Linked DNA regions of Homo sapiens: all the other regions are linked to region 1. The links are chromatin loops, found by intact Hi-C in ENCODE. Cell type or tissue: A673. All regions are shown on one strand.

Region 1 (5,000 bases):
GAACTAGACCCCATTTCTCATCATTCATCAAAATCAAATCAAAATGGACTAAAGACTTAAACCTGAGACCTGAAACTCTGAAACTACTAGACGAAAACATTGGGGAAACACTCCAGGACATTGGCCTGGGCAAAGATTTTTTGTATAAGACTTCAAAATCATAGACAACAAAAGCAAAAATAAACAAATAGGATTATATTAAATTAAAAAGCTTCTGCATTGCTAAGGAGACATTCAACAAAGTGAAGCGACAACCCACAAAATGGGAGAAAATATTTACAAATGATCCATCTGACAAGAAACTAATAACCAGAATATATAAGGAGCTCAAACAACTCAATCACAAAAAACAAATAATCTAATTTTAAAATGGGCAAAAGATCTGAACAGACATTTCTTAAAAGAAGATATACAAATGGCCAACAGGTATATGAAAAATGCTCAGCATCACTAACCATCAAATGCAAATCTAAGCCGCAATGAGATATCTTACCCCAGTTAAAATGGCTTGTATAAAAAACAAACAAACAAAAAACAGGGAATAACAGATGCTGGCAAGGATGTGGAGAAGGAGCATCCTCATACGTTGTTGGTGGAAATGTAAATTAATACAGCCACTATGGAGAACAGTATGGAAATTCCTCAAAAAACTAAAAATAGAACTACCACATGAACCAGCAATTCCACTGCTCGGTATATACTCAAAAGAAAGGAAATCAGTATACTGAAGGAACATCTACATTCCCATGTTTATTGCAGCATGATTCACAATAGCCAAGATATGGAATCAACTTAAGTGCCCGGCAACAGGTGAATGAATAAAGAAAATGTGGTGTATGTACATCCATATGACAACATGGATGAACCTGGAGGATATTATGTTAAATGAAATCAGCCAAGCACAGAGAGACAAATATTGCATGTTCTTAGTCATATGTGGGAGCTAAAAAAGCGGATCTCATGAAGACAGAGAGTAGAATGGTGGTAACCAAAGTCTAGGAAGGGTATGGAGGAGGGAGGAATTAAAGGAATTTTTTAAAAAGAATATAAATACATTTATTAACACTGAACTGTATACTTAAAACAATAAAGATGGCGAATTTTATATATATTTTGACCTCAATAAAAAGTCCAATTTTTTAAAAATCATGTACATTATACATTTATTCATTTCTCAAATAATTATTGAGTACCTCCTCTGTGCCAGGTACAGTTCTGCATTCTAGAGATAGGCTCACAGAGCAAAATCACTGTGTGCAGGATGATGCTTACATTTCAGTGGAGGGAACAGATTAAAAGCAAATAAATACACACCATAAGGCCAGATGGTGAAAAAAAAAAAAAAAGCAACGCAAAGGAATGGTAGTAGAAGAGCAAGTGGTGCTATTTGCCAGGAAAGACCTCTAGTATTTTGCCATCTGAGTCTAACCCAACCCTTTATTTGGAAAGTGCCAATGTCAAACAATATAACTCCTTCTCAGTTCATTTCTATTAACCTTGTAACAAGGGTACAAAAAAAAAATCTCCCAAACTCCCCAGCTGAGTATAACCAACAAAATCTCGAATACTTAGCCTTGCCAGTTAAAGCCAGCCAATTTTTGCAAAATATGCAATCTTTATCCCAAAGCCAGGTTGGGGAACCAAGAAGAAAGATTAAAGACATGGTCACACCCTTTGAGTATCATCAGGTGCTGCCCAGCATACTCCTCACTCCTATATGACACTTTTTATTTCTCCAGCTTGCTTAAAAGACTAGGTGGCTTTATATAGATACAGAACAGAGGTAGAAAAACAGCCTGCGATTCAATATATGTCTTATAAACTATTCTGTTGTTTTGTCTTACCTGTTTACAATACACTATTTACTTATTTATATTTGTACAAGACATCCCGTAATACACTTTAGTCCAGGCTTTTGTGGTGTGAGAACTTAATATATAAAAATAAAACTCAATATTTTCATATATTCAATTATATAGAAATGTTTTCACCCCCCAAAACGTGCCCTGGGAGAAATACCAGATTCTGCGAGCTACACTGTTTATATCTTTGTTTGTCAGAGCCACTTGTAAGCTGCAAAATAATCCTTACTCTTTTCTTGCTATCTCTTAACATGGATGAAAATCTAGCATATGACGTATATCTTCCACCAAGGAACAAATAATCCCAGAGGGCAGAAAGTCTTTGGTTTTATTTGCATCTATCTAAATTGACTTATGCAGAATTTGTGTTCCCTCCCACCATTTTAATAAGTGTTTACATACTATCACTCCCCAAAGACTCAGCTGATAAAATTCTGTCTTGGAACTAATTATACTTCAAGACAGTCCTACTCTCCACGGATATACTTGAGACAGAAACTTCCAATCCTGATATTTAAAATGAATTCAGAGCTCCTTCTTGTGGATTCCATATGTAAATGCTACTACTTCCTAAACAATGATCAATTCACTAGGGAAAAAATAACCTAAGTGGTACCATTCTTTGTAAAAATATTCTCAGATTTAGGAAACATAAGTGTGTAAAATTGGCATCTCTGCCTAGTGTATAAACTTTACTGGCTAAATGAATGCTCATTCATGTATTTAATTTCAGATTCGATCCTGTTGTTGGGTTGTTTTCTTGCTGTTTCAATATTCAGTGAATACTTTCGCATATGCTGCCGCTTTGAATACTGTGGGGTTCTGAGACTCAATGAATATGCAGCACCGCCACTCGTGAAGAGTAACATAATGTGTTATGGTATCGTCCCTACTTTTTATTTTAAAGGATTTTCTATCTTGGTGTGAAATGCTGTACATAACAACCAGGACTTAGGGATGCATGCAGGGGCTGCTTCCTGGGCCAGTTGCCAGTGCAGCCGCCCAGGGATTCCCATTCATAACAGCCTCTCGTTTGGGGTTTAATGCGCTGCAGTCTTTGTCTTAAAATTCTTACCAATGTTATCTTCCAATTCGTTTTTTTGTAAGTAAAGTCTGATGGCACAATCGAGCATGTGCCAGAGGACTTGAAGCCTTGGCTCCAGAGCAGTCCTGCCTCCCACTGCCTTCCTGGGACAGACTCTGGCCTGCCAGGCTCTTATCTCCAGGGTGCTCTGAGCCCCACCCAACCCTCCATTTCCATTCCCATCACCACTCAGCTAGTGCTGCCACCCTCCACCTGCAGTGGAGGCCTGGGTATGGGCATGAGGAGCCTTCAGAGTCATGCATATGAGAACGCACTTGCCCATATGTCAGGGAGGGACATGGCAGTGGCCAGGTCCTCTTTCTGGGCTGGCAGCTCCACAGCACACTTAGTAGGAGATGTGGTGGGGGGCTAGGCTTTTGCCTAACCCAATCCAGGTACCTTATGTATCATGGTGAGGAGGTTGCAATCCCTTGGGGATCACCTGTCCACTGTTGGTTAAAGCAAATGTTCCAGAGGAAAGGGAAACAGATTTCTCTCAGTGGTTTGGCGCTAGTGGGAGGGGGACCCCGGCAGCTGGTGGGCACAAGCATAAGTCACAGGATGGCGTCCCTCAAGTGTCCCCGTGCCTGAGGCAGTACAACATGAAGTAGCAAATAAAAGACACTGTGACAGACCAAGAGAGATTGTGGAAGAAAAGGGAAAGTTTTTTTATTTTTAAACAAGGGCCCTGCATTTTCATCTTACACTGGGTTCAGCAAGTTGTGTAACCAGCCTTGATTATATGCTTTCGCCAAACTTTTCCCAAAATTCTGTATCTTTTTCCTGTCAAATTATTTTTCTAATTGGAGGTAGAGAAGCTGTTATAGATTAAGAATGTATGAAAAGAATGATTCATTACTGGCCAGTCCAGAGGATGTGGTCTATAACTCAACCCCACAAGATAAAACTCTAGCTTCTGAGATCACCTTTGTAGCTTTGATAAAATATTTCATGGGCTAGAACCAGTTGCACATAAAGAACCCACCATGCAAGCACGTGTAGGTACCTTAATTCTTTTTTGAGATGTTTGCAATTGTGAATCCTCATCTGTATGTAACAGAAGTGTTAGCACTGACTGGGGATATGCCAGTTGGTTGAGGCTTAATAGCCCACATTTTCTAAATAATTAAGAATGAGGCAGGGTGCAGTGGCTCACGCCTGTAATCCCAGCACTTTGGGAGGCCAAGGCGGGTGGATCACCAGAGGTCGGCAGTTCAAGACCAGCCTGACCAACATGGAGAAACCCCATCTATACTAAAAATACAAAATTAGCGGGCGTAGTGGCACATGCCTGTAATCCCAGCTACCCAAGAGGCTGAGGCAGGAGAATCACTTGACCCTGGGAGGGGGAGGTTGTGGAGAGCCGAGATCGCTCCATTGCACTCTAGCCTGGGCAACAAGAACAAAACTCTGTCTCAAAAAAAAAAAAAAAAAAAAAAAAAGAATGAGCTATAAAAGGTATGGAATAAAATCCAGGATATGAGGTGATGTTTTTAAAGCATTAAAGAAGGGAAATAGTGGAGAAAGATTGAAGCATGGCTTTCAGATGAAATGAGGAACAGACTTCCAGGAGGTGCAGAGAGAATAAGAAAACATATCTTGGGATATGAGAACAAAATTATATTGACAAAATGCTGACTGCATCTGAAGCATTGATGAGGAGGAAAGCAGGGAGGCACTGAGATTCAGGGATTAAAATGGCATAATCTCAGTGACAAGTTGGCTGATATTGCATTTAGTATTGAATTAAAAGAAAAAAAGATTAATGAGAAAATGGTGATTGGCACAACTCTAACCTAATGTGAAAAGATAGAAACTTTAACCCATAATAGAAAATTAGTTTCATGGTGTATAGCCATAGATAGATAGATAGATGATAGATAGGATGAATAGATGATAGATAGATAGATGATAGATAGGATGAATAGATAGATGATAAATAGGATAGATGGAGATAGATATAGATAGATATAGATAGAGATGATAGATAGATAGATAGATAGATAGATAGATAGATAGATAGACAGATAGATAGAACTAGGGACTAGATAACT
Region 2 (5,000 bases), 330 kb before region 1:
AGCAGAGCTACTGATTTGTGTACATTGATTTTGTATCCTCAAACTTTACTGAATTCATTTATCTGATCTAGGAGCTTTTTGGCTAAGTCTTTAGGGTTTTCTAGGTAGACAATCATATCATCAGCAAAAAGTGACAGTTTGACTTCCCCTTTACTAATTTGGATGCCCTGTATTTATTTATCTTGTCTGATTGCTCTGGCTAGGACTTCCAGTACTATGTTGAATAGAAGTGATTAAAGTGGGCATGCTTGTCTTGTTCCAGTTCTCAAGGGAAATGCTTTCAACTTTTCCCCAGCATAATGCTGGCTGTGGATTTGTCATAGATGGCTTTTAATACCTTAAGGTATATTCCTTATAATGTCTGATGATCTGTCACTGTCTCCCATCATCCCCAGAAGGGACCATCTAATAGCCAGAAAACAAGCTCAGGGCTTCCACTGATTCTACATTATGTTGACTTATATAACTATTACATTATATATTATAATGTAATAATAATATAAAGTACACAATAAATGTAATGCACTCGAATCATCCTGAAACCACACCCCAATCTACCCTGGTCCACGGAAAAACTGTCTTCCACAAAACTGGTTCCTGGTACCAAAAAGGTTGTGCACTGCTGCACTAAACCATCCTTAGAGTAAAGAATTATAATTATTCCACGGTAGAAATGAAAAAGCAGAAGTTGCATGGCTCTCCCAAAGTCACATGGTTAATAAATGATACACTAGAATTTGGATTTGCTGATCTTCATCTGACTCTTCAATTTTATCAGCTGATATTGTCATTGTTACAAAGCAAAAATCGATGTAATTTTCCTACAACCGTATAGTTTTGTTCATAAACATTAAGTGAAAGCAGCCCGCTGAGAGTTTTGCTAGGCAAGGGGTGCAAAGGTGAACAGGACACATTAAACTCATGTGCTCATACACACACAGATACACATACAGACACGCAAAGCATTTGCCTAAATTAACATTTTAAAATTAACAGAATTAACCCAAGGATTAGGTTTGAAGATTCCATCCATTAATTTTACATAGCCTTAATCTAAGCAAAATGTATCAATCTAAGCAGAGTCCTACAATGTATGCATAAAACTGCCATATCTGGGTAACTTAAGGGAAAATTCTATTGTTGGTTTCCCTGTATACAATTAAACCATTTGAAAAGTAGTTGTTTCACACACACATTCTTTTTACTTATATATTTTTATTTTCCTAAAGGCTATGTTGAGATTAGGCAGAGCATCCTAATGTGTGGTCTATGGCTACGCCAGCACTAAAATCACTTTTGACTTTTAACCTTTTCAAGTTTTGCTGAATTCAATATTTCAATCAAACCCTGAGAAAATCAGGGTTCCACAAATGCCAGCCCTTCCTCTAGAATTATACTGGAAAATAAACTTTTAAATATGTTTAAACTGTTTTAAAATTTGTATATACCAACCAATATATTAGTATGCAACTTCATAAACACTTTGAACATGTATAAATGGCTGTTTCAATTTTTCATCTCAGCTTAATATGTCATGTTTATATGGTAACATGCATCAGCTCCTAAAATGAGGTGACAATTCTATGAGTTATTGAAGCTCTCAGGGTCATTTACATTTCTGCAACTGAGACTATTAGGGAATCCCTAGTCTTATAACATCTACTATTCTCATATTACCCTCAGATAATTCAATAATAAAATGATTTAAATTGTGCACCAAAGAACTCAATCTCCAAGGAAAAGATTTTCATTCCAATAAATGCATTCTAAAGAACATTGAGTAAACGAAAATAGATTTAGAGAATTTGGGCTTTTGAAATATCACTGCATTGATTTTCTTCACATTTCCTAGTTACAAAAATAATCTTTAGGTAGAAGAAAATTGTCAAGGTATGAGAAATTGAGGGAGAATTTGGTATCTGAGATTGGATTCGACCTGAGATCTAACCCCAAATGTTCTGACCTTACTCAGTTTCTTTCTATGTAACATTTGGATAAATATCCACCATAGGATTTTTATGAGAATTTGTGAGATTTTTACTAGAACGTAAGAAAATTAAATAATATAAACAGATATATTAAATGAACATAATAACCATAATAAATACAAAATTTATAACATCCTAAGAGACACCATGAAGGATTTTGAAAAGCCATAAATATGGCACTTTATAGCTTGAAGCTGGATAGGGCCAGATAGCCTTGTATCTACAAATGGGGTTTTTGTCTATTCAACTGGTTATTATCCTCAACTCTAATCTTACCAATTTCTCCAAGTCTCTCATACCTGGCCTAGCTACAATCATGACTTGATCTCTCTTTCTCTTTCTTCCCATGACTCCTGATAACCTTTCGTGCCACAACTCACCCTTCCCCCCGCCGCTACTTCCAACATAGCCAAGGGATGCTTCTCTCACTTGGCCTTGTGCAAGCTCACTTGGAAAGCCCTCTGCTGCCCCCGTCAGTCATCGTGAGGCAGCGCCCACAGACTCAAGCTTCTCTCCTGTCCAATAAACAATGAAAATTTGGTTTCTACTGGGTTGTATTAAAAGGAAATTTAATCTGAACTTTACAACAGCAGAGATAAAGAAAACATATTGTGTTATGTTAATTTTTATGGGTTGCCTGTGCAATATCATCCTGAAGTATGTTTCTAAGGCATTACAGGGAGTGACAGAGAACCTCCTAATTCATCCAAACTCTTTACAAAGCTGGCAAGCCCGTTTGATGAATTCCAACAACAGATTCTAGGATGGTCTTGTGGCTAAGTAAGATGATAGTAAGGTGGGGCACTGAGAAGCCTGTTGAGTTTGCAGCTCAGTCCTCTACAAACAAAACAGACAGAAAGAGAAAATGAGAAAGAGGGAGAAATAAGAGCAAAGTAGTGATTAAGAATTTTGAAGTCAAACAGACCTGACTTTGCTCTCCCTGATAACTGCAACTTTGGACAAGATACTTACACTTTCCAAACCGGAGTTTCTTCTAGAAAATGGTAATAACTACCTCATAGCATTATTGTGAGTATTAAATTAGATTATGCATTGCATGACCTTCAGTAAAGTGCCAGAACATAGCACTATCATTACTTTAAACGGTTTTCAGAAGTTTTTATCTGGCTTTTATGGAATGTGACGGATGGCAGAAATAATACAAATTTATAATTATATTAAAGCCTATCAAGATGCTACTATATTTAGAAGCTATATCTGTACAAAGAACAAATCAACACGAAATATGTTTTAAGAAATTACAACCTTATGTATTCTGTTTGAATTGTAAACTTATTATTCATTTAAAACACTTGCTAAGGTAATTAAAAGCCCTAAGTATAACAAACAGTATGATCTTTTTACTGTGATCATATCAAAGTTTCTGGCTTCTTTACAAAGAAAAAGAACCAATTTGAGACAGATGTTTTGTGTGAGTGTTTATTATGTTTACATATATCTTAGTTATAAAGCAACAAAGCCAGGAAACCACTGTGAATAAGCAGGATGGCGGCGGAGTTTATAGACCTAATGTAGTAATTAGAGCCACACTAACAGATTTGAGAGAGGAATTTGTTGTAGTTATGTGCTGTAAATGATTTTCCATCATACTTCTATCTCTTTATGTCAGGTTCACTCATCCTTTCACCATATCCATGCCAGATGATTTTTTTTTTTTTTGAGACAGAGTCTTGCTTTGAGACAGAATACAGTGGTGCCATCTCGGCTCACTGCAACCTCTGCCTCCCAGGTTCAAGCTATTTCTCCTGCCTCAGCCTCCCGAGTAGCTGGAACTACAGGCCCACCATGCCCAGCTAACTTTTGTATTTTTAGTAGAGATGGGGTTTCACCATATAGGCCAGGCTGGTCTCAAACTCCTGACCTAGTGATCCACCTGCCTCGGCCTCCCAAAGTGCAGATTATTTTTTTTTTTAAGTTTCAAGGGGAGGGCCATCTACACCCAGTATATCTCTCAGGATATTCACAGTGTTGCTTTTCTCCACTCTCTCCTTGTTTCCAGCTTCCACACTCGATTTCTCACCGAGATTTGAATCCCAGTCACTGAACTCCCTTGTATCTCTTTCTCATGACTTTCCTTTTACCATTTGGACTTTAACTTTTCTACCTGATTATTGACTTAGTTTAAACCCCAGGATTCCAGGCCCTCGGACTCCCACCTTCCACTCAAAGTCAGACTGGTCCAGCCCTTCTTCTTATATTACAGGAATCTAGATAAAAATACAGTAAACCCAAGAGAACAGTACTAAACATCATATGATAGACACACATTTTTTAATTGCAAGTTACTCCTATGCTATCATTATTTCTTATATCAGGACATTTGTAAATTTACAGCAAATACAGTATCACAGGGAATATGCACAAGTTTAAGATGAATCCCCTTCCTGAGAGGTGATTAGATATAAACAAAGAAGTTGAAAAATGTATACAATATTGAAATCTGACTTCAGTTCACTTGAGGACTTCTAATCTGGCCAAATTCATGCTCTAGTCTGAACAAAAGGCAAAATATTCTTTAAAAATTATTTTCACAATGTCGTATGTCAGGAAATGAAGGAAAGTGATCCCTGAAAAAACAGAAAGCAAATAAGGTGATCCCTATATAATTACTCAGCTTATGTTCTTAAAAGGTTTTAAATTATGGTGCAGGTAGAAGAAACCTAAGCAAAGCACAATGAACCATCTGACTTGAGGAAATGGAGCTAAAAGTCTGTGAAGGTGGCTACAGTTCTTAAGACAACGCACAAGAAAGGAGAAAACTGGACAGAGGAGGAACTCCTAACATTTGGAAAGAGACCTCCTCAGCGTTCAGCTGAGTAATGATCAGCAAATGCATTGAGGCTAAGGAAAGAAGCCCCCAAAAGGATTAGTGGTTAACTGCGCCCAACATTCACGCAAGACAGGCATAGAATAATGCCTGTTCCCACTGGGGAAAATAAATATCCTCATGACCCACTTAGCATTGGGTAGATTATACAGAAGGATCTTGCC
Region 3 (5,000 bases), 890 kb before region 1:
GGATGTGAAGGACCTCTTCAAGGAGAACTACAAACCACTGCTCAAGGAAATAAAAGAGGAGACAAATAAATGGAAGAACATTCCATGCTCATGGGTAGGAAGAATCAATATCGTGAAAATGGCCATACTGCCCAAGGTAATTTACAGATTCAATGCCATCCCCATCAAGCTACCAATGACTTTCTTCACAGAATTGGAAAAAACTACTTTAAAGTTCATATGGAACCAAAAAAGAGCCCGCATTGCCAAGTCAATCCTAAGCCAAAAGAACAAAGCTGGAGGCATCACACTACCTGACTTCAAACTATACTACAAGGCTACAGTAACCAAAACAGCATGGTACTGGTACAAAAACAGAGATATAGATCAATGGAACAGAACAGAGCCCTCAGAAATAATGCCGCATATCTACAACTATCTGATCTTTGACAAACCTGAGAAAAACAAGCAATGGGGAAAGGATTCCCTATTTAATAAATGGTGCTGGGAAAACTGGCTAGCCATATGTAGAAAGCTGAAACTGGATCCCTTCCTTACACCTTATACAAAAATCAATTCAAGATGGATTAAAGATTTAAACGTTAAACCTAAAACCATAAAAACCCTAGAAGAAAACCTAGGCATTACCATTCAGGACATAGGCGTGGGCAAGGACTTCATGTCCAAAACACCAAAAGCAATGGCAACAAAAGACAAAATTGACAAATGGGATCTAATTAAACTAAAGAGCTTCTGCACAGCAAAACATAATAATTTTTTTAAAAAAATACAGTATAATAAATTCAGTACTCTAAAAAGGTATGCATGAAGGATTTAAGAATCACAAAGGAAAATCAGCCCAACTGTGCTGGAAGAAGAGAGCAAGAACTTTACAAAATGCATAGCTACTGAGAGGACCACATCTTGAGTTAACCTAAAAAAAATTATGGGTATCTCCCATTAAGTCTGATTTCTCAAGGAGCACTCAAGGTATTCTTACAAATATTTGTAGTACGCTCTATCTTGGCATGCATTGTTGCTTCCACCACAGTGTTGAGAGTGAATGCTCCAGTGCATAACTTAAAGAGATGCCTTTTTCTTAATCAGAACTGCATTACATACTAGGACGTTGGCGGGTTCAATGTAATTACAAAATTACAATTTTGTAATGTTCAAAATTCAGCTTAAAAGAAACGAAGTAATCTCCCAGACTTCTTATTTTTTATATTCTGTTTCATCAGCATAGTCCTGGTTTACACCACTTGTCCCAGTGTATTTATAAATAATGCTTCCTTCACTCTTAAAATGACCCAGCTTTTAACAATTAATTACATGGTCACCCTACTTGTACTACATTTTGCTGCTATTCCAGTAGGGAAAAAAATGGGCTGGGAGCTAGAAAGTAAATGTTTGAGTTCCAGCCCTGCCATTTACTTTGGGAAAATGACTTTATCTGAAGTTATTATAATGATTAAATATCATGATTGTAGCAAAAATGTAGAGTGTGTAAAGGGTAATCTACGTGTTTTGTTAATCTTCATAGTGTCGCAGTTAACATCATAAAGTTTGAAAGTAGAAAACGTGTAAAGATAAATGTAAATACACATTTACAAATATTGTTTTCCAAATATAAGTGATTATACTTGATTGAGCTACCAATGTTTATGTTTCAGTATCAGACTTAATTGTCCTCCTAACCAATGGGCCAATGGGGTGTAGAAAGTAGTAAGAACCCGAATACATGGGCCCAAAATTAACCGTGGTGTTACTGTGGATACATATTTACAGCTTAAGAGTTTTAATTTCTTCACCTCTAAAATAAAACACTTGAGCTTTTTTTTTTTTTTTTTTTTTTTTGAGACGGAGTCTCGCTCTGTCACCCAGGCTGGAGTGCAGTAGCGCCATCTCGGCTCACTGCAAGCTCCGCCTCCCATGTTCACACCATTCTCCTGCCTCAGCCTCCCGAGTAACTGGGACTACAGGTGCCCACCACCACACCCGGCTAATTTTTTGTATTTTTAGTAGAGACGGGGTTTCACTGTGTTACCCAGGATGGTCTTGATCTCCTGACCTCGCGATCCGCCTGCCTCAGCCTCCCAAAGTGCTGGGATTACAGGCATGAGCCATGGCACCCGGCAGAGCTAAGTATTCTTAATCAAAGTGTGGAGAACTTTGTTTTGAAGGAGAAAAATGTGGGGTCCCAGTTTGTGGATGAGATTTACAAACAGCCTTGTATACTTCCTGTGATTTGGTCTTGAGGTCTCTTTTGAAAGTGGGTATAATTATAGCCCTGCCCTGATGGGGCTCCAGGGGATGTGATCATGGATATTCACAACGTGTCTTTCATGGGACACTTTTTCTTTCTGGTGGATGGCCTAATGCATAAGTGTCTCATCCATGACCAGGTATGCCTTGCACAGAAAACTTTTTCATCCTGGCAGACACCTTTACAGCTATTTTTTGACCTATGTCCAGTTTATTCCTACCAAGGTAGCCACCCTCTAGGGGAGCCCTGACCAGGAGGAGAGTTAAGTTTGGGAGTGCGGGTCAGGTGAGACACAGAAGAGGCAGCACAGCAAAACACATGAAGTAACAGAAACAGTATTGCTTACAAATCACAGACAGAAGAGGGCAGCAGACCTCGTAGAGCCTATGGGAAAGGGAAGCTGCTCTGGACATGTGAGCCCAACCAGAAGGTGGAGAGCAAGAGAAAGAAAGCGAGAGACCTATGGGCCAGAGGCTTTATTGGGATCCAGGGTGTCACCCACAAAGGTTTCCTTTGGAGAGTTCTAATTGGTAGATTTAGAGCAAGCAGACAGGAGCTCCATGGAGTCACGCTGTAACTGAGGGGTGGTCACTGCAGCCTATCTGCTCAGTCCATGCAGCGTGTGGGGGTCAATGGGGCAAGTCGTATAGGTTGTATCTAGCTGTCCCATAGGGAGATGGTCACCAGGAGGCAGTTTTATAAGGCAGATATCTGGGTCGACCACCTTTAGGAACTGGGAGAAGGTGGAGAACTGGAAACTGAAGGGTGACTAAGCCCCAGTTCTGATATGAGAAAATCCAATCTATATTTAAAATGGATGCTGAGGCAACATAAAATTGTAAGAACTCACTACAAACCTGAATTCTGTTTCATCCAATGTAAAAACCTGTGCCAGGCTGCTTCAGTTTCCCTGGGTGCTACAGCGAGCCCAGCAAGTGTACGCTGGCTTTCTGGGATCTAGCAGCCCCAAAACTTGTTAACATAGAGCTGGTTGATCTCTAAGCCCCCAAACCCTCAAATATCACAGAGGGAAGTTGTATAAATAAGTATTGATTAATTATTTAAAAACAATCATTTAGGAGGGCATAGAAATCTGTATTCATTTCCTAGGACTTAACAAATTTATTCTCTTACAGTTCTGGAAGCCAGAAGTCCAAAATTAAGGTGTCACGGTATCTCTTTGAAGGTTCTGGGGAGAATCCTTCCTTGCTTCTTCCAGTTTCTGGTAGCTCCAGGTGTCCCTTGGTTTGTCAAATTATTTCTGAGCTTCAGGCCATAAATACTTTGGTACCTCATAGTTATATAATCATTTGCTTAAAACTTAATAATTAGGAATAAAACATCTAAAATTTAACTTTCAAGTTTAAAGTTAAACAAAGAGAAGCCAGGCAGTGTTCAAGATGAAATTTTAATGTTGACATCAACTGACTGATGATGAATAGTATAAACCGTAAATTACTAATTGCATGCTATGCTAAATATATTTCTATGAAAACTCTGTTACATTTCCTGAACAGTTTCATTCATAATAATGAACTAATTATACTTTAGCATCTAATGAACAGAACTAAATGAGCTGCATTCAAAAGCCACAGCTTTTTTCTTTCAATATATGTCTTTGATCGTGTAATAATGTTTTCTTATAGAAGCAAGAGGGAATCTAAGTATGTTTCGAGGCACTAAAGGCATCTAATATTATTTTCCATTCTTTTGCCCAAATTTTTGTATGACAAAGTGTCTCTTTCTCATAAGTGCACACTAGTATTCTACTAATGTTATTAAAAAGCTAATTCTTTTATTAAGGAGAAACATAAATATCACCTATTGAAAGCTTTGTGGAGTTTTAATCACATTTTTAATTATTGGGAAACAGAAGCCAATCTTATTTAAAACTAGTAATCAAATATGTAGATCAATGCTATCCATCGGTTATATAGAAGTAGTTACATTTTTATACTGAATGAAGGTAGGGCTAGCACAAGCTACTTTTACTGCATTGGGATGCATACCACACCTTCTCCTGATCCATAAGCCCAACTCCCAAACTCACTCATTCAAAAACAGCCTAGTGTGGTGAACAGGAAATGGGAACAAGTAGCCATTGTGCAAACTGCCAAGTTCTATAATAAAGGTCTGAGCAGGAGGCATGGGTACCTCTGGTATGGTGGATGCTATGGCATTCTGCTTTCAGGTCCTCCCAGTCTCTGCTTTAAGGACTGAAGGGACTTATTCCCTCAGCTGATAAAATATGAGTTATCTACAGCTCCCAGCTGAGTCCCTCTCTAAAACTTGCCCTGGGGCTTGCCCATGTCACATTTCTTCCTGGCACAGTCCACATACAGTCACTTCTCAGTATTGAGGCATAAAGGCCCAGTCCCCTTGTCCCAATTCAGAAAAACCCTGAAGGGTCATGCTAGCTCCAGAGCTTCTCATAGAAATGGCTGAGCCCTTTGTTGTGACTGCATCATAATTCAACTTCTCTCTGGACAGTACTGTTTCCTTTCTGCCCTTCCACCTACACAAGTATCGATTCTAAGGACACATCCCCAATAAACTTCCTACATGCAAGTCTCTGTGTTAGAGTGTGCTTCCTAGGGAAACTCACCTGTTATATCTGGTCCAGGGAGATTAAAGAACACTTTTTAGATGTTTTCTAATTTGAGATTTATCTCTCAGTAAAAATAAGAGTTTCTCTAATAAAGGATCAGAGAAAAGAGTACACTCCATGCCAAACAAACAAACAAACAAAAAAAAA
Region 4 (5,000 bases), 1.7 Mb before region 1:
GGAAACAACAGGTGCTGGAGAGGATGTGGAGAAATAGGAACACTTTTACACTGTTGGTGGGACTGTAAACTAGTTCAACCATTGTGGAAGACAGTGTGGTGATTCCTCAGGGATCTAGAACTAGAAATACCATTTGACCCAGCCATCCCATTACTGGGTATATACCCAAAGGAATATAAATCATGCTGCTATAAAGACACATGCACACGTATGTTTATTGTGGCACCATTTTACTTTCTTAGTCCAAGCCTCCAAAATTAGGGATTGATTATCCTTAGAGGCACATTAGGCTCTGCCAGAGAATTTAAGAAATCAGAAAATACAATAATAAAGGCTTTCTTCCTTTCCTCTTTTCTTCCTTCCCTTCTTTTTCCTTCCTTCCCTCCCTCCCTCTCTCCTCCCCTCCCCTCCCCTTCCTTTCCTTTCCTTCTTTATTTCTTTTCTACTTGCCTATAGTTCTGATTGAAAACAAAATGTCTTAAAATAAAACATTACATCTTCTTCTTTTTTTTTTTTTTCGAGACAGAGACTTGCTCTGTGACCCAGGCTGGAGTACAGTGGCGCAATCTCAGCTCACTGCAACCCCTGCCTCCCGGGTGCAAACAATTCTCCTGCCTCAGCCTCCTGAGTAGTTGGGATTACAGGCACCAGGCACCACACCTGGCTAATTTTTGTATATTTAGTAGAGACGGGGCTTCACCATGTTGGCCAGTCTGGTCTCGAACTCCTGACTTCATGATACACCCACCTTGGTCTCCCAAAGTGCTGGGCTTACAGGCGTGAGCCACCGTGCCTGGCCTACATCTTCAATTTTATATTTTTATTTGACCAAACATTTAGCATTAAAAGTTCCATTTCATGAAATGAGCAGTTGAAGAACATTTTAGGCAATGAGGACTCAATCATGACTAGAACTGATATGCTTTTACCTTTAGGAAGTTTACATTTTAGTTTCAGGATCCAGATAATGAATACATAATTATATTTCAAAAATCATTTCTGATAATTATAAATGCAAGGAAGAAAAATAAGCAAATAACACATGACAGTCTGGGTATTTCGTATGAGTCTCCTCTACCTAAGTTGGGCAGATAAATATTTCTGAGGAAGTTGTTTTTGAACTGAAATCTGAAGAATGACAAAAAGCCATAAAGCAGGCCAGGCAGAGTTTTGGTAAGGAGAGAAAATAACAAGTACAAAGACTGAAGATGGAGAAATGGTAGTGCTAATCAAGGAAAGAAAAGAGTGGCACTGTGGTAGGTAGAGTCAGGGGAAGTGGCAGTAGGCATAAGATACACTTGAAGTGTTAGGCAGAAAATAAATTATGTAAGACTCTCTAGGCAGGTCTTCTGACAAGTGTGGACTTTATTCCAAGTGGAGTTGGAAGCCTTCAAAAGGCTTTAAAAAGGGAAGTCACAGGATATATGCTTAAAATATTCTTGCTCAGTCGGGGAACAGAGAGGAGGAGGAAAAAGTGTCAACAGAGAGGCTGCTTATGGGCTATTACAACAATTTAAGTGAGAGATAACTGTGCTGGGAAGCAGAAATAAAGAAAGTAAACATGCTTGATTAGACTGTAGATTATATGAGATTGTAGAGTGTAGTAGCTAAAATCATTGAATCTGGAATAAAAGTGGCTGGGTTTAAGATCTAGCTTTAAATCATACTAAAATTTCAACATAGGCAAATCCTTTAATGTGTCTTTGTGTTTTCTCATCCTTATCACATAAAGAATAATAGTTCCTAGCTGTTTTATGAAGATTAATAAAATGTTCTCTATCAAGCACTTGGAACGGAGTCTGAAACATAGCAAGCGGGAAATATATTAGCTATTGATGCCACTCTTTTAGAATCAGTAAACTTACCGATTAGAAATGAAGGAATAGGAGAAGAAAAAAAATATCAAAGAATGTTGGATTGAATATTGAGTAAACTCTCAATATAACATAACTTCATGGTATGAGGAAAGAGTGTCAGGGTAATGATAAAAGGTAAAATGGTCAAGAGCTCTTTTGTAGGTATATTTTACTTATATGTGCTGGATGTTAAAGTGCAGCTCTCAGGAAGCATATTAGATACATGAGTGTGAAACCTAGGGTAGAGAGTAAAACTAATACAGAAATTATCTTCAGGTAAATAAACAGTATAAAATGAATTTAAGCTTGGAGCTTGCTTTGGGATAGTCCATTGGAAAAGATAGAAGCCAAGGATTAGAGTACTGTTACACTACTGTATTTTGAATTCAAGAAGGGGAAAATGATACAGCAAGGAGGCTGGCAAGGATATATTTATTACATTCACATGAAGTAGAATGTAAAGTTTATATTAACTTTAAAGTTAAAATGAAGATAATGAAAAGATGTTTTGCAGTAGCATGTGACAGCTTGTTCTAGATTCTCTGAACCCTTTAAGGGGTGTTATGGTAAAAATATTGACAGAGCATGATACTTTCTCTAAGATAAAATAGTTTCTATTTCTTATAACAGAAGTCAACCATGACCTTTATCTCTATACTTTAGGCCTCACAAGATCATTGAAATCACAAGAGTGAAAAGGTTACTCAAATATGGAAATAAAAAGGGCACTGTATTTTCTATATTATAATTTCCTCCGTCTCCAGCTATGTCTTCTTCATCTGTTTTAGTTAACTTCTTCCAGATATTTTTTATAGGAAACTAGAATTTCTGTCTTTGAAAATTTTTAAGTATTAAACAAAATAAGACTATTACTATTTCCAGGAATAATTAATTTATTATAATTAAATTTAATAAATTATCTTAATAAGTTAGAAATAAAATATTCAGAGAGAATATTGTGTCAAGATTCTACATGTTCTGTTCTATTTCTACTATTAAGGAACCATAGCTTCCTGTTAAAATACTTATATTCCTTGTTAAAACATAACAGTTCTAACTGATCATATTCACTGTACACTTACTATCTGCTGACATTATAATAATAGCTTTCTAATTATAAATAATCAGATGATTAATATTAATTCAGAAACAAATATGTGGGCTCTGCAAAAATGGAACTTTATGAGAAAAGAAAGCAAGGTCAGAATACACGCAGAAGGATCCCCCAGCCAGCAGGGGGCGCAGCACACTGACGCAGAGCCTGAAAGATTCCCCAGAAGTTCATACCAGAACTAGGATAGAAGATTGAGATAAAAAAAGACAAACATCTTTCCAAGCTCTCCAGTGATAATTCAGGTATTTTTGCTCATATTAAGTTTTTAAAAGAAACACGATAGTCTAGTGATAAAATGCACTGCGTCTACTGACAAAGATTCTCTGCTTAGCCAAACCTTAGTCAGGCTCCTGAACATTCTCTGAACATCGGTGTAGTGCCTTGTAAAATCCAATTTTAGCAATCCAATTCTAACTGACTTTGCTAAGTCAGTTTGTCAAGACATCCCACCCTAATATCTGATCTCCCTTTACATCTGATCAGGTTCCTCATTTTCCACTATCCCCAGGTGATTCGAATTACCCTGGTTTGTCTTCAGCAAGAATACTGTTAGGTCACTTTAGGCAGAATCCCTCTTACCCCTTGTGTTAGTTCGTTCTCACACTGGTATAAAGATACCACCTGAAACTGGATAATTTAGAAACAAAAGAGGTTTAATTGACCCACAGTTCTGCATGGCTGGGGAGGCCTCAGGAAACTTACAATCATGGCAGAAGATGAAGGGGAAGCAAGGCGTGTCTTACATGGTGGCAGGCGAGAGAGAGAGCAGGGGAAATGCCAGAAACTTATCAAACAACTAGATCTCCTGAGAAATCCCTGACTATCATGAGAACAGCATGGGGGAAACTGTCCCCATGATTCAGTCACCTCCCACCAGGTCCCTCCCTTGACTTGTGAGGATTACAATTCAAGATGAGATTTCAGTTGGGACACAGAGCCAAACCATATCACCTCTGACTTTCTCTTAGTAATTTTTCATCCACTGACCCCCAACCTGATCCTTGGTTATAAATTCCCACGTACTCATGCTGTATTCAGAATTGAGTCCAATCTCTCTTCACCACTGCAAGACCCTGTTTCAGTGGTCCCTATACCTATCAGGATGGTCCCAAATAAAGTATTTCTTACCATGTTGTTACAAGTGTCATTCAATACTTTTTTTTAACACCATACAGACACTAAGTTTTTGTCTTGACTCCTTACTTGGTAACCATGTGGCTTTAGACGAGTTACTTTCTTTGAGCTTAAGTCTCTCTCATTTGTAAAAGAGTAATAAGTATTTATTTCATACTGTTCCTGGGAGGATAAAATAAGATATTAAATGAGCAGAAGCCTTGACATATACTAAGCTGTCGATACATGTTCATATTATTAATATTCAGAAAATGACAAGTCACTGTCATTATCTTTTATTACTTTCATTCAAATAACAATTGAACCAACTCTTAACCAACCTTCTAGGGGGAAGAAATGGCACAGATATTTTAGAAGTACTGGACTATGTATTCAATACAGGTGCTCAGAAATAACTCTGAGCACATACAATAGTCTCCTCTTGTCAGAACGGTATACCTTCCAAGACCCCCAGCAGACATCTGAAAACCATAGAAAAAGTGCTGAAATGTAAACACACACACACACACACACAGTTTTTTCCTGTACATACACACCTATGATAAAGTTTAATTTGTAAATTAGGCAAGTAAGAGATTAATAACAATAACTAAGAATAAAAGAGAACAACTATAACAATATACCATAATAAATGTTAGGTGGACATGATCTCTCTCTGTTTCTTTGCAAAATATCTTATTGTACTATACTCACCTTTTTTTCAGATTGCAGTTGACAATGGGTAACTAAAACTTTGGAAAGCAAAACTCAAGATAAACATGAGGTACTCTATTCACATATCATAGAATAAGGAAATTGAAAGTGAGCTGGGCCTCACAAGCAAGACAACTAATGATTTAAAATTGTTCTTAGCCAAACTATACTCTTGTATTCAACTTGATTGCATTTGTCCTAAT
Region 5 (5,000 bases), 410 kb before region 1:
GTGGGGGGAGGGGGAGGGATAGCATTAGGAGATATACCTAATGTAAATGACAAGTTAATGGATGCAGCACACCAACAAGGCACATGTATACCTATGTAACAAACCTGCACGTTGCCCACGTGTACCCTAGAACTTAAAGTATAATAAAAAAAAATATATATATATATATATATAAAGATACCATCTGTTCCAACTGCCAATGGAAGTTATTTCTCCCTTCCAAGGTCTGTTGGCCAAGAGCTTATCCCTTATTTCCTGCAGGCTTTCAAAAGCATCATTAGGTTCCCAGTCAACATTGGACAAGGAATCTATTCTACTTATTTTCATTACTTCTAACAATTGGCTAATTTTACACTTCTAGTCAGGAGATTCCCCTTTACCATGAACACAAAAATCAATGGAGGAAGGGAGACTTGTGGCAGGACATAGGAGTTCTGTGGAGAAAACATCTGAATTTGTAGACTATTCAACAACAAGAGTTAACAGATATTAGATGCCACGAGGCTATAGAGATAGAGAGATTATAGCAGTTATCACTTTATTAGAGGAAGCGGCCAGAAAACTTCCAAGAAATGTATGTGTCTGCAAAAATTAGACCAAGAAAGAGTTTTCCAAGGAAAACTTTAGAAATTCTACTTCCCGTAACACTAGGGTCATCAAATTCTGTGGCTGGTAGTGTAGTAAATAAATACCCATTTGTTCGAATTCAAACAAGAGTTGGCGATGTATTTTCATATCAGATCTTATGGAACCAAATGAGTGAGACGTCTAAATGACTCTTCTATACAGTGACAAGTAATTTTAGTGGCTAGTGAACTTTAAAATTGTACAATTCCATTTATTTTTTCACAAAGGTACATTTCTTTGAAGTAAACTCACTTTGTTTAAAAAGTTGTTATTCTATTTAGGACATACATGCTGTTTCAACTTGGAACATCTCTGAAGACAATGCTCACTAATTCTTCAGAAGGTGAAAAAATGTAAACAAATTTCTCAGCCATGGGTTATTAGACTTTCCCACCTTCTCCTGGAATCTGTTAATCTAAAATTGACAGTACAATTAGCTGATAACACCTAGTTTAGCTGTGGTCGGTGAAGTTTTCACATAGATATATTTAGAAGTGAAAGCAATCCACGTGGTGTTAAGGCTTTGGTTTATTTGAAGCCCTGATGAAAACAGGAAGACGACTTGAGGCATGAATAATATATCCACAGTTTACACATGTCAAAAGTCTAGTCATGTATTTAAATAATTAAATTTGTAATCTTGTCAAAAGTAATTATCAAATTAATGTGGAGTGTGAATTGCTACATTTGAATGATCTTAAATTATTAAAATTACGTCCCTCTGAAAGATAGTTTGAATGATTAGACACCTAAACATAGGTTTAAAAAGAGGAGACAATTGGCTGAGCGTGGTAGCTCACGCCTGTAATCCCAGCTACTTGGGAGGCTGAGGCAGGAGAATCCCTTGAACCCGGGAAGCAGAGGTTGCAGTCAGCTGAGACCGCGCCATTGCACTCCAGCCAGGGCAACAAGAGTGAAACTCTGTCTCAAAAAAAAAAAAAAAAAAAAAGAGACAATTGCAGATAATGTGATGTCCTCAACCCATATTCCAGCCCCTTAAAATAAGTACCTCCTCAGCAGTACACATTCAAGAATAGCTTGTCTGGAAACATATCTGCTGTTTGAAGTCCCTGAACTCAGGGCCCTATAAATATCTGTTCCTAATGCCAAACAGAAGGACTAAGATAAAGAGTTCTCTCAATTAACCACCTTTTTCAGTTAATACATTTGCATTTTTATAATATTTGGGCCCATTTATAAAATAATAAACTAACTGTAGAAAGTTGAAGAAGAAAAGCAAAACCACTCATTCTTCCTCAAAGAAGTAAAATCTTGGTAAACCTATACATCCTTTTCCACACACACACACACACACACACATATATATATATAATTTACTTACAGAATTGGGGACTATTCAGGGGAGCATGTATTTCTCCGAATATATATTGAAAAATTTCTCAATATTAAATGTTTTTTCTCGAGCAAGTATTATATATGCTTCTATATTCATCAATAAATATTTTTTATTGTTAGATGGTGATGAATACTGAAAAAAATATATAACAAGGTAAAGTGAAGGGAGAGTGGGGATTTGGAGGATAACACTGTAACTGTGAGTGCTCACAAAAGATATCACTGATCGTATGACATTTGAGTAGAAATCTGAAGCACAGTGCTGAAAACCTGACCAGAAGAGGGTCTGACATTTTCAAGGAACTGCTCAGAGTCCAATGGAGCTAAAGTGGGTCAATCAGGAAGAGTATCAGGAAATGAGTTGGAGCAGGAAATAAGATATATCAAATGCTGGATGTAGAGATGCTAAGTAGATGGGAGTATTATGTTGGGTCTTTTGGACATTGTAAGGACTTTGGTTTTTACTCTAAGCAAACTGGGAAGACACAGGAAGGTTATGAGCAGAATTCCATTTCAAACAAATCAGTTTTGCTTCTCAGTGGTTAATAAGGAGTGCAGAGGTGTAGTGAAGAAAGCAAACCAACCAACATAAACCGTAGAGAAATGCGCAGCAATAATTCAGGTGAGAGCAAATTGTGGTCTGGAACAGAAGATTAGCTGTAAGGATAAAGAGGAATATTTGAGTTCTGGATTCTGTTTGAAGGTAGAACCAATATATTTGCTGATAGATTTGATACCAAGTCAAGAATAATTCCATAATATCTGACTTAAGATTGACCCTGAAAGAAAGTCAGAGGTGAACTAATCTTCCCGATAGAGGACCATACAGTAAATATTTCAGGTTTACAGATCATACTGTCTCTATCACAAGCATTCAGCTCTGATGTTGTACCATGAAAGCAGCGATAGACAATAAATTAACATGTAGTTGTCTTCTAACAAAATTTTAATTATAAAAACACAACCGGTTAAACTGGCCCAAAGGCCACAGTTTGCTAACCCTTCAATTGAAGTTATAAAATTTATGAACATAGAATTGCTTATAGTATTCTTTATTGTCCAGGAAAAGAGATATATCTGAGGTTTAGCCTTACCCCATTTATGGTCACTCATTAATTTTTGCTCCCTCCCCATCTGTCTACTGTTGTTTACTTCCCAGCTAGAGATGGGTGTGTGTGTGTGTGTGTGTGTGTGTGTGTGTGTGTGTGTTTTCCTTCCAGAATTTTTTCATTTCAGTGAGTGGGATACAGAGCTAGACTGTAGTGAACTTATTCAGTCTTGGATAAAACTAGAATCTTAATTTTTAAATATTAATCTTATTTTACATTCCTTGGATAAACTCCACTTAGTTTTAGCATATTATCATTTTTATATATTGCTGGATTTATTTTGCTAATATTATACCAAAGATATTAACATTAATGTTTGTGAGGGATATGATTAAGTAGTTTTCTTTTCCCATAATGTCTACCTTCTGGTTTTTCATTAGGATAATACAGTAGTATCCCCTTATCCATGGTGTTGCTTTCAGCAGTTTCAGTTACTGGAGGTCGACTGTGGTCTAAAAATATTAAATCAGAAATTCGGTAAATAAAAAATGCATAACTTTTAAATTGTATGCCATTCTGAGTAATGTGATGAAACTTCTCACTATCCCACTCTGTTCCACCAGGGACAGGAAGCATCCCTTTGTCCAGCAGATCCATTCTGTAGAAACTGCCCACCTGTTAGACATCAACATCTGCTTCTGACATCCAACCATCAACATCATCATGGCTTGATGACCCAGGATCACCCAAAGCAGATGACAGCAGCCTCATGTTACATCACAATGCCTATGTCATTCATCTCACTTCATCTCATCGTGTAGGCATTTTATCAACTCACATCATTCCAAGAAGGGTGAGTACAGTATAATAAGATATTTTGAGAAAGAGAGACTACAGCCACATAATTTTATTACAAAATATTGTTATACTGTTCCATTATTATCGTTGTTAATCTCTCACTATGTCTAATTTGCAAATTAAACTTTATCATAGGTATGCATGTATGTGAACAATCATATTACAGTAACCACATGGGTTGGTAATACCCACAGTTTTGGGCATCCACTGGGGGTCTTGGAACATACCCCTGCAGATAAGGGGGAGACTAATGTATTAGTATCATAAAATAAGTTAAGAAGCTTGCCCTTTTTAATTTTCTGAAAGAGTTTATATAAAATGAGTATAATTCATGCCTTAAGTGTTTTATACCACTCACCTATGAAGCATTTGGCCCTACAGGTGTTTCTAAAATATAAACACATTTAATTTTTTTCTTGCATTAATTTTGGTAGCCTGTTCCTTTCAAGGTACTTACCAATTGTATATGTTTTTAAATATAATGAATACATTTTTATCAATATTCTTTTATTATTATTATTTATTTTTTTCTGAGATGGAGTTTCACTCAGTCGACCAGGCTGGAATGTGGTGGCACAATCTTGGCTCACTGCAACCTCCGCCTCCTGGGTTCAAGCAATTCTCCTGCCTCAGCCTCCCGAGTAGCTGGGATTACAGGCACCTGCCACCATGCCTGGCTAATTTTTTGGATTTTCAGTAGAGACCGGGTTTCACCATGTTGGCCAGGCTGGTCTCAAATTCCTGACCTCGGGTGATCCGCCCACTTTGGCCTCCCAAAGTGCTGGGATTACAGGTGTGAGCCACCACGCCCAGCCTCTTTTATTATTTTTAATGTATGTAGGATAAGTAGCTGCCTGTTTTATTTCAGATACGGTAACTTACGTCATCTCTTTTTTCTTGCTCAATCTAACTAGACATTTCTCAATTTTATTGCTATTTTGAGAAACCAGGTATTGGCTTCATTGATTTCTCTCATCCCTTTTTAATAATTTTAGTACTTCATTATTTACTTTCTTGTACTTATTTTGGGTCTGGTGTTTTTCTTTTTCTCTTAAATTGAAAACTTAAATAATTGATTTTAGGCCTTTATTATTTTCTAAAATAATAAAT

What was found. Peaks named below come from ENCODE experiments on the same cell type or tissue, not always from the same donor. Only the 100,000 strongest peaks of a DNase experiment are listed, where the experiment ranks them.
Region 2: it touches region 1 in a loop (5-fold over the local background); 2 of 110 quality-filtered maps call a loop at or near these places.
Region 3: it touches region 1 in a loop (9-fold over the local background); 8 of 110 quality-filtered maps call a loop at or near these places.
Region 4: a loop joins it to region 1, with 6 times the contacts of the local background. A loop is called at or near these places in 44 of 110 quality-filtered maps.
Region 5: it touches region 1 in a loop (5-fold over the local background); 12 of 110 quality-filtered maps call a loop at or near these places.

Annotation. Positions count from the first base shown.
Region 1 is chr2:33,678,926-33,683,925 of GRCh38, reverse strand. No RefSeq gene overlaps it. Among named protein-coding and RNA genes, the nearest start is that of LINC01317, 25 kb to the left of the region's middle. In A673, a CTCF peak has its summit at 2,421; DNase peaks (open chromatin) are centred at 2,355 and 2,775; H3K4me3 peaks cover 654 bases; H3K27ac peaks cover 1,250 bases.
Region 2 is chr2:34,010,365-34,015,364 of GRCh38, reverse strand. The region is part of intron 4 of LINC01317 (long intergenic non-protein coding RNA 1317); the gene reads right to left. Among named protein-coding and RNA genes, the nearest start is that of LINC01318, 54 kb to the left of the region's middle. In A673, a CTCF peak has its summit at 2,473; a DNase peak (open chromatin) is centred at 2,444; H3K27ac peaks cover 652 bases.
Region 3 is chr2:34,568,303-34,573,302 of GRCh38, reverse strand. No RefSeq gene overlaps it. Among named protein-coding and RNA genes, the nearest start is that of LINC01320, 110 kb to the left of the region's middle. In A673, CTCF peaks have their summits at 2,417 and 2,621 (motif pointing right); a DNase peak (open chromatin) is centred at 2,642.
Region 4 is chr2:35,408,731-35,413,730 of GRCh38, reverse strand. No RefSeq gene overlaps it. Among named protein-coding and RNA genes, the nearest start is that of MIR548AD, 60 kb to the left of the region's middle. In A673, CTCF peaks have their summits at 2,881 and 3,082 (motif pointing right); a DNase peak (open chromatin) is centred at 3,100.
Region 5 is chr2:34,090,085-34,095,084 of GRCh38, reverse strand. All of the region lies in intron 4 of LINC01317 (long intergenic non-protein coding RNA 1317), which reads right to left. Among named protein-coding and RNA genes, the nearest start is that of LINC01318, 25 kb to the right of the region's middle. In A673, no CTCF peak of the experiment used is centred here; no DNase peak of the experiment used is centred here.